3 separate regions of the Homo sapiens genome follow, and regions 1 and 2 are each linked to region 3. Evidence: chromatin contacts called from ENCODE Hi-C or POLR2A ChIA-PET data. All regions are on one chromosome and are shown on one strand. The core of a region is the stretch at or near the end of the contact, and the rest is flanking DNA. Distances in the headings are between cores, read along the strand shown. Region 1 holds the start of CDKN2C (cyclin dependent kinase inhibitor 2C). Region 2 holds the start of LRRC41 (leucine rich repeat containing 41). Region 3 holds the start of SPATA6 (spermatogenesis associated 6).

What was found. A loop is a pair of places that touch in the nucleus more often than their neighbours do. ChIA-PET counts read pairs that join two places held with the same protein, here RNA polymerase II (POLR2A). Pooled maps may share reads with other maps.
Region 1: a map of CD4-positive, alpha-beta T cell shows a loop between it and region 3 (10-fold over the local background). The contact joins the promoter of CDKN2C here to the promoter of SPATA6 in region 3. A Hi-C loop is called at or near these places in 1 of 168 maps with a recorded cell type or tissue (CD4-positive, alpha-beta T cell) and 13 of 50 pooled maps. POLR2A ChIA-PET finds 5 or more read pairs at or near these places in 1 of 52 experiments (WTC11).
Region 2: a loop to region 3 is called in a map of naive thymus-derived CD4-positive, alpha-beta T cell, with 20 times the contacts of the local background. The contact joins the promoter of LRRC41 here to the promoter of SPATA6 in region 3. A Hi-C loop is called at or near these places in 1 of 168 maps with a recorded cell type or tissue (naive thymus-derived CD4-positive, alpha-beta T cell) and 5 of 50 pooled maps. POLR2A ChIA-PET finds 5 or more read pairs at or near these places in 1 of 52 experiments (activated CD8-positive, alpha-beta memory T cell).

Annotation. Positions count from the first base shown.
Region 1 is chr1:50,968,961-50,971,892 of GRCh38, reverse strand. It overlaps CDKN2C (cyclin dependent kinase inhibitor 2C), which reads right to left and starts at 1,648. Exons shown (of 2, transcript NM_078626.3): 1 at 1,396-1,648. The coding sequence starts at 1,524. RefSeq lists a silencer at 2,310-2,579 and an enhancer at 2,810-2,879.
Region 2 is chr1:46,302,260-46,304,959 of GRCh38, reverse strand. It overlaps LRRC41 (leucine rich repeat containing 41), which reads left to right and starts at 1,344. Exons shown (of 10, transcript NM_006369.5): 1 at 1,344-1,836. The coding sequence starts at 1,638. It overlaps UQCRH (ubiquinol-cytochrome c reductase hinge protein), which reads right to left and starts at 1,262. Exons shown (of 4, transcript NM_006004.4): 1 at 1,140-1,262. The coding sequence starts at 1,193. RefSeq lists enhancers at 508-1,089, 1,090-1,673, 1,409-1,808 and silencers at 1,799-1,858, 1,909-1,958, 1,989-2,138, 2,489-2,558, 2,589-2,700.
Region 3 is chr1:48,470,915-48,473,614 of GRCh38, reverse strand. It overlaps SPATA6 (spermatogenesis associated 6), which reads left to right and starts at 1,411. Exons shown (of 13, transcript NM_019073.4): 1 at 1,411-1,657. The coding sequence starts at 1,607. It overlaps LOC124904175 (a long non-coding RNA gene), which reads right to left. Exons shown (of 2, transcript XR_007066074.1): 1 at 2,663-2,700. RefSeq lists an enhancer at 1,080-1,129 and a silencer at 1,340-1,729.

The DNA.
Region 1 (2,932 bases), core at 399-2,898, 2.5 Mb before region 3:
GACTAAGCCACAATAAGTGGGTGTTAGTATCTTGATAAGTATGTTTAATATAAACAAGATTGCAAAGTTGTATTAAAAATGTTTGTCAAAACTTTTTAAAAGAATATTATTAATTTCCCAGTCTTCCTGTTCGTCAAAAATCCTGTAAAATCTTATCATGAACATGGGTTAAGTAGTTCATTCTTTGTGAAGTTTATATAATCTTTTGAGTTTTCAAAAGGAAACTTTTCAATATATTAAATTTGTTACTTTGCTATCATCACTAAACCTGTTCAAAACTACTAGGTAGAAAAAGGAAAAAAAATCATTACTTAATGTAGCAGCAATAACAAGATAAATAATTTAGTATCTGTGCATAAACTTCCTTAATACTGAAATTTTTGCAAGGCCAGTGTATTCTGACTGAAAATGTACAGACTGTATGGACTTTGTTTGTTAATAGTATATCTCTTGGCACTTAAATTTTTAATTCTTGTAACCGAAACAAAGCCCTCTAAAAACCCTCTCCCCACTGGGTTTTCAAAAACAGCTTCAAGTGTTGCATTTCCAAATAAGAATAGCTCATAAGAATATCATCAGAACTCTGATAAAGCAACTATTTTAAACTATTTTGTCATTTTTCTGTTTCTAAGCCTTTCACCTAAGTTACATGATAACATTCAGAAGAGGAAAAAAATTATCAGGTACAATACTTGGCAGCTGGACATGTGTCAATTGTTGCCTGTAAATCTAATTACTGAAAATTAGAGCACACCACGGCATGACCGTAGAGACAAAGACACTGCAGCTGAGCTCTGATTAGAAAATTCAACTTTTTATTCCTCCCGACTCCTGAATGAGTGGATGGTATTACATTAACTGTAAAATGTACATCCTGTCCCGGTGCCCAGGCCACCCATTCCAAACGAGGAAAGGTCGTTTGTCAAAACTTGAAGCATTTGAAGGAAAAACACCCTCATCAGTAGTCAAGAAAATTAACGTTAAAGTCTATTATTGGGGGCAAAGTACGTAAAACCACTAATAGCAGTGTATTTACTTCAAATAATAATCATAATAATGTGTTTACAGAGCTGTCTTTAAAAACAAAACAAAACAAACAAACCTCGGCCCTACACTGACTACTTTAAAATCCCCACCGTCACAAAAACATTCCAAAAACTAAGACCAAATCTGGACCCCACTTGATATCAAGGATGTTATTGGATTTGAGGAGTTTGTTCAAAGTACGTCATTTTGAGAAGTTGCATCCACTTAAAGATATAAAATATGGCAACCAACTAGGTTTAAAAACAGTGAAATTTTATGTCCCTGAAAGCTTAAAAGCTGTAAATCTAGAAACCCGGGTCACGTAGGCAACATTATTGACTTGTTTTCCCCACCTCTCTTAATACCAACCTGCAGCGCAGTCCTTCCAAATCCATTTTGTGCATTGACGTTTACATTATTTTGCAACAAACTAGTAAGTTGCTCTAGGTCCCCCCTGGCAGCTGCGGACGCCAACTCGTTCCCCCAAGGCTCGGCCATTCTTTAGGGTCCTGACGATCAGGAAAAGATGAATTAGTCGTTTTTCTTTTTCCCCTTTCCTTTGCTCCTAACCAGGCTGCATGATGGCATCGGAGACTGACAGAAGGACTGGGATGGTTAATCTGGAGTAGAGCTTGGTAGTAAATACTAGTAAGATCTGCCTGCCAAAAGCCCGCCCCTCGATTCACACGTGATTATTCAGCAAAACTGAGCCATTGGAGAGGGGCTCCTCGCCTCGCTTTTTTAGCTTAACCCCTATGAAGAATTCTGACGACTCCACAGAGAGACACACAGACACACATACATTCCTGGTTAATGACTCCGGACGTCAGATGTAGGCAGAGCTGTCACGTACCTACGCTACAGATCTCTGTGAGGAGTGTGTGTGGAGACTCAAGGGACTATAGATCGGGGCAGAAAATACCGCGGAAGGAAAGACATTCAGGGGGAAGAAAAGGCATTCACCCACCCTTGTTCACGGTGGTGACTTGAGCCGTGTGAGGCAGAACTGCAGGGGCAGGTCCTCCAGGGGGCTCGGTTTCCATCCGTCTCGCCGAAGGGATAGTCCTGGGTCCTCCGCTGCTGGGAGAGCGCCGCGGTGGCTGGATGCTGACGTGCTCCGGAGGGTTAAAAGATGATCGCCAAAGGCGAACGGGAGTAGCAGTTCGGTGGCCCTCAAGTTACAGGTCGTAACGATTGCCCAGTGCTCTGGGCTTCTCCAGAAGAGCCTTTGGTCGCGTCCGGGCCAAGCCGTGGGCTAATGCCGCTCAGGAAAGCTCCGGAGCCCGCCCGCCAGGCAGCCGCAGCCCCGCCGAGCCTCAGAGGCCGTGGGAGCCGGGCTCGGCGCGCGTCTCCGGAGGCTGCCGGGCGTGCGGCGGGCCCCCGAGAAGCCCGTCATGCCGGCCCCGCCAGGTCCCGGGACTCCCGGCAGCCCGAGGAAGGAGAGTGATGCGGAAAGCGTCTACGGAGCCCGGACTGCTGGGGCAGCTCGCGGCAGCATTGCGGCTGCACTGGGCAGCCCCCCCGGGAACTTCCCGCCTACGACCGAGCTCGTTCAGGCTTTCTGCTGTAGGCACTCATTGAGCTGCTGCCGCCGCTGTCCTTTCCTTCCTTTCCCGGTTTTGTGGGGGCCTCTGGAGATGGGGAGAGTCCTGGGAAACGTAGGCCAAGTTCTGAGTAGGGAGAGTCGCCGCAGTTCCGGGGCAGCCAGTCCGGTCGCCGTCTCGGCGAGCGCTCAGCAGCCTCGGCGCCCGGTGCCACTTTGCCACCTCTCGCGGTCCCCGGCCTGTGCCCCTTTGCTGCGGACAGGGCAGCCGCCAGCCAGCTGTGCCCTGGAGCAGAGCCTGGCAGCACTGCTTCCTCCTTGGCCGCACCGCTCCCAGTGACAGTTTCTTTTGTAGCTGATCCC
Region 2 (2,700 bases), core at 95-2,594, 2.2 Mb after region 3:
AACCCACAGCCCAGAATGGCTGCCCCCAAGTGACCAGAGAACAGACGGACAGGAAATGAGATTAGAAACAACTAGTAGCTGTGTCGCAAAATTGATAAGAGTCCTGGTTCTAGAACCGCGCTGCTTGGCCGCAATTCCTGGCTGCACCAATTTGGTAGCTGCATGACCTTAGAAAAGATATTTAACCTCTATGCTTGTTTCCTCATCTGTAAAAATGGCACTAATAGTACCCAACACTTACTTCATAGGAATAGTGTGTAGATGAAATGAATTAGGGCCGGGCGCGGTGGCTCACGCCTGTAATCCCAGGACTTTGGGAGGCCGGGGTGGGCGGATCACTAGGTCAGGAGTTCGAGATCAGCCTGGCCAACAGAGTGAAACCCCCGTCGCTACTAAAAACACAAAAATTAGCCAGGCGTGGTGGCGGACACCTGTAGTCCCAGCTACCTGGGAGGCTGAGGCAGGAGAATCGCTTGAACCCAGGAGGCGGAGGTTGCAGCGAGCCGAGACCACGCCACTGCACTCCAGCCTGGGCGACAGAGCGAGATTCCATCTCAAAAAAAAAAAAAAAATTAATTAGTGCATATAAAGCACTTGGAATAGCAAGCAGTCAATAATTATAGCAGCACTCTTTCTCTGGGAAAGAGCTCCCTCTTCCATCACAGAATCACATCGTACATTCTTTCATTGTCCCCAAAGACACACACCTTCCTCAAAGAAAAGGAACACAAGGCCAGGTCTTCCGAACCTCCATAGAAGATGTGGTAGGGATTCCTAACCTGAGCTGGGGCAAGGCGGTCTGTTTGCTCCCCAAATCTGTGAAACGCGGGCTTCAGAACATCTGACTGACTGCAAACATAGGTCATATTTTTACAAGACTTTAGTCCACAAAACATTTTCGCTCTCAAACCTTCACTACATTCACAGAATGCAGAAGCCGAGGCCCAGAGAAAAACTAGTCATCTATCTGTCCAAAGTCACCGGACGAATTCTGGGGAAAGGTCGAGGGAACTAGAGCTCCCGACTATGCAAACCCTAGAGGGTAAACTGGGGGCTAAGAGGGCCCCGTGCGTGTTTTGGCGGGCTAGGTCCTGGGCTTCAGGGCAGAGAAGAGGGCCGAGTGGATCGCCTTGCCTTACCTCCTCAGGATCTCCGGATTCGGTAAGCATCTTTTGCTCGTCCTCCAGTCCCATGTCTGGCTACGGTTCTAGATTCAACACGAGCAGCAACAGCGGCACCTAACCCAGTTCAGGATCAAGAAGGACTTGTAAGGGTCACTCAGCGGAAATCCGGCGATCTGGCCGGAAGTGCGGCACACTCATCGTGGTCGCGAACACATGCTCAGATTGGCATGTACTACCAGCCGCAGGCAGAGGTTAGGGGTAGCTGATGTTTGCACCCGAGGAGGCTTTGCTAAGAAACATCCCCTTAGTCATACCACACCCAAGTATAATTGATCTAGGAGTTTATCTAAAATAGTAGCTCCTAAGAGACTTGGAAAGTGTGCTAATTTCTTCGAAATTTCTTTAGAATAATTCACATTCTTCCCCATATCGCTTATGGAGCCGTCCTAACTGCTGACCTTTTCAAGATGGCGGTCCGCGGGCGACACTCTCGGGCTCGCGCACCTCCCCAAGATGGCGGCGCCCGAGGCCTGGCGCGCCCGGAGTTGCTGGTTCTGTGAGGTAGCGGCGGCAACGACCATGGAGGCCACGTCCCGGGAGGCGGCGCCAGCGAAGAGCTCGGCCTCGGGCCCCAACGCTCCCCCCGCCCTGTTCGAGCTGTGCGGGCGGGCGGTGAGCGCCCATATGGGGGTTCTGGAGAGCGGGGTGTGGGGTAAGTCGCGGGGTGAGGGGCTACCTCTGGCTAAGAGCAAGGGGCGGCCCAGCGGCCGGGGGGCGCGGGGGGCGAGGCCGGGAGGCCCGGGGCAAGGCCCAGCCTGGGGCGCTGAAAGCCAGCTCGTAGGATCGGAGAATGAATTTTGTGACTGACAGGGCTGGACAGAGTAAAGACGGAGACCTAAATGGGCAGGCTGACCCGCACCGCGGCCTGGCTCGGGGGCGCGGGGGGCGAGGCCAGGAGGCCCGGTCTGGAGCGAAGCAGGCTGGGCCCGGGCGACTGAGGCTGGATTGCGGCTGTGGGCCGCGCGAACTGACACTCGGCTGGGCCGGGCAGGAGAGTCTCGGATGTCGAACCGGTGGGCAGCGATGGCCCGGCTGCCCTAGGGCAGGGGCCGAGGTTAGGAGGCCCGGCCTAAGGCAAGGCCAGGCCAGGCCCGGGGCCACCGAACCTGACTGATGGCCCCGGGGCTCCAGCATCTGCCTGACACGCCACGGGGGTCGAGATTCCGGAGGCCAAGCCGATGGGCGGAGGGGAGGACAGCAGATTGGAGAGCGAGGGAATGGGGCAGGGGGAGAGGCCGAACGAAAGGGTCGGGGCGCCGCGGCCTGTCTGACGGCCCAGGGCTGACGGGAGCGAACCGACAACCGGGGTCTCGGGTGCCAAACTGACTAAGCGACCGAGCGACCGTGCGACCCGCAGGACAGGGAGCGCCGGAGGCCACTCGGATCGGCTCGAGCGGCGAGGAGGGACCGGAGAGCGAGTGGAGGGGGGCCCGGAGCGGCTTAAACAAGCGAGGGAGGCTCGAATGACGGACAGGCGGGAAGGGCCAAGGAGGCCCCAAGCGGGGCGACGGCCCGG
Region 3 (2,700 bases), core at 162-2,661:
AATGTTGCTGATGATGTGGAAAAATAAGAACTCTTATACATAAGCACCAGAAACATAAATAGGTACACTACTTTGGAAAATGGTGTGGTCTTACTTTTTAAAGACCCACATGTGCAAAACCCTAATACCCAGCTAACCCACTCCTACGCTAGTACATGTGCATTAATAGACACAGACTTGTACTACAATGTTCACAACATTGTTAATAATAGCTAAAAATGAAAACAGTGTAAGTGATCATTGATAGTAGGAAGGATAAATCAATCTATATTGGAATACTGTCCAGCAATGGAAAAAACTTCAGCTACACAGCATCACCGGTGGCATAATATTAAGTGGGAGAAGCAAATCACAGAAGAATACATACAGTATTAATACCATTTATATACTATCAATACCGGAAAACATTAAACAATATCTTGTTTAGAAATGCATACATGAATGGCAAAAGGAAGAGAATTATTGTACAAAAGTCAGGGTAGTGGTTACTCCAGGGCGAGAAAGGCAATGTAATCGTTGGGGGCATTTTTCAGGTGCTGGTAATGTTTTATTTCTTAACCGGGTGCTAGTTGTACAGGTACTGTTCACATTATTATTAAGATAAACGTGTTTTATACACTTCTGCATGTATAATGTATTTTGCAATACAAATGATTTTTAACATGATTGGATTGGGCAATCTCTTAGGTTCTTTTTATCTTTGATGGTCTATTGTCAGGCCCTTCACAGCTGGACTTATTGTTGGCACCTCATTGACAGTTCCACTTAAGCAATATGCATTAAGACGCATACATGGGTGAATTAGACAGGAAAATTTGAAGGGAAAAGGGAACGCGCTAACAAAGGGAATCACAGAATAGGAGACTAGGAGTATGGACCATCTGATGCAAGCCCCTCTCCTCAGGGAGGCAACTGGGGTTTAACTTGAGAGCTCCTGGGTTCCAGTCCTGGTTCCGACTTTGATTTGGGCAAGTCTCTTCCCTAATTCCCAGTATCCTTATGCTGGCTTTGTAAACCGTGCCGTGAAATTTAAATAGGAGGACTAACAATAATTATTATTCTTTTACAATTGGGAAAACTGAGGCCACAGTGGGTCGCCACTAGCCCAAGGTGCCATCACCACGTTGTAACTCAGGGGTTCCCTCCGACGGCCTTACAGGAACTCCAACTCCCTGAACAGAGCACCGTCCCATTATACAAACAGCAGCTCCCTTTCGTCCGGCTTTGGGCGCAGTTTGACGTCACAGAAGAGCTGCCTTGCCTCACCCCGCCCCTTCGGAAGCCCCGCCCCCTGCCCGACTCCGCCTCGCTCGGCGTTCGTCAAGCTCCGCCTCCAGCGCTCGTCCCAGCGCGGGTAGCCCTGGAGTGCCCCGCGCGGCCTCTCTTCCGGCCCCGCCCCTCCTGGCTGCCATGACAACGAGTCTGCGCCCCGCGCTCAGCTGCTTCTCCGGCGGAACCCAGGCTGGACCGCGGGCCCCGGCCTGGGGGCCACTGCTGCCACCGCCGCCGCCACCTCGTCTCCTCCCCGTCCCCGCCCAGCCCCAGGTCTCCCCGCCTCACTCGGGCCCGTGGCCGGGGTCACTCCCCGCCGCCCCTCCCCGCACGGATGCCGAAGGTGAAGGCGCTGCAGTGCGCCCTGGCGCTGGAGATCAGCTCAGTGAGTACCGGTAGCGCCTCCCACCCCCGGGCATTGGCTCAGGGACTCCCTCAGTCACCTCCGAGAGCCCGGAACCACCCCCAAACCTCCTTCACCCTCCGAATCATCCCTAGGGAGCGTCGACCTCACGCCCCTTCGGTCCTGCCCCATCTTGTTCTCAGAAGCGCTCTCCCACTCCGGCCACGCAGAGGCCTGACCCCTGCTCCGCTATGCTGGCTTCAACCCGACTTCCAACTTGCGCGCTTTCAGATCGTTCCCAAATCACTTCAGAGTTCTTTCCTCGCTCCTAACTTTCCAGTGAGAGAGAGTGTATGTGCGCGGCGCGGGGGCTTTTCATTCCTCTTTCGGGCTCCAGTTCTCTTAGAGAATTATTGCCCCCGCCTTTCCCAAGTCTGGGGGTGGGCGTCGCATTTCCTCCCGAATCCCTGCAGGCACACCATTTCAGACCAGTTTCAAACCCGCATTAATGAAGGGGCCTTTCTTTATTCTGTCTTCGAAGGAGAATCTTCACATCCAACAACTGAAATGTGTCATTGCGCAAAGTACCTTGCCTTCCCTCCCAGGGCCTTACAGGAAAAACCCAACTCCTCAGAAATCACTTCAGGCCCCTCCCGTCCCCAGACCCTTCCGACTTTGTGCCAGCCATTGCAAGAAAGGCCCAGTCATTTTTATGAGGGAAACACCTCCTTCTCCAACCTTGCAACCCCACCCCTTCACTCTCCAGACTTGCTCAAGAGGATGCTTTCCTCCATCCTCCTGTGGAAGTCCAGCTGGGGCAGAGAACCCCACTCATCCAGTGAAGGGGCTGGACCTCTCCATGCTAGGAGAAAACTCTATTCCCCTTGTTGATCTCAGAAGACTTCCAAGGGTTTTGAACTTCTTCCCCTGCATTCTTTAGAGAACCCTCTCATTCCCCTGTTTAGAGGAATACTCCCGCTTGTCTGTTCTGGAGGAAATCTCCACAAGACCCTTTCCACACCCCGTTTTAGTCCTGCAGGCACAGACCTGTACGGAGTTTGGAACCAAAATTCACCATTCGGTCT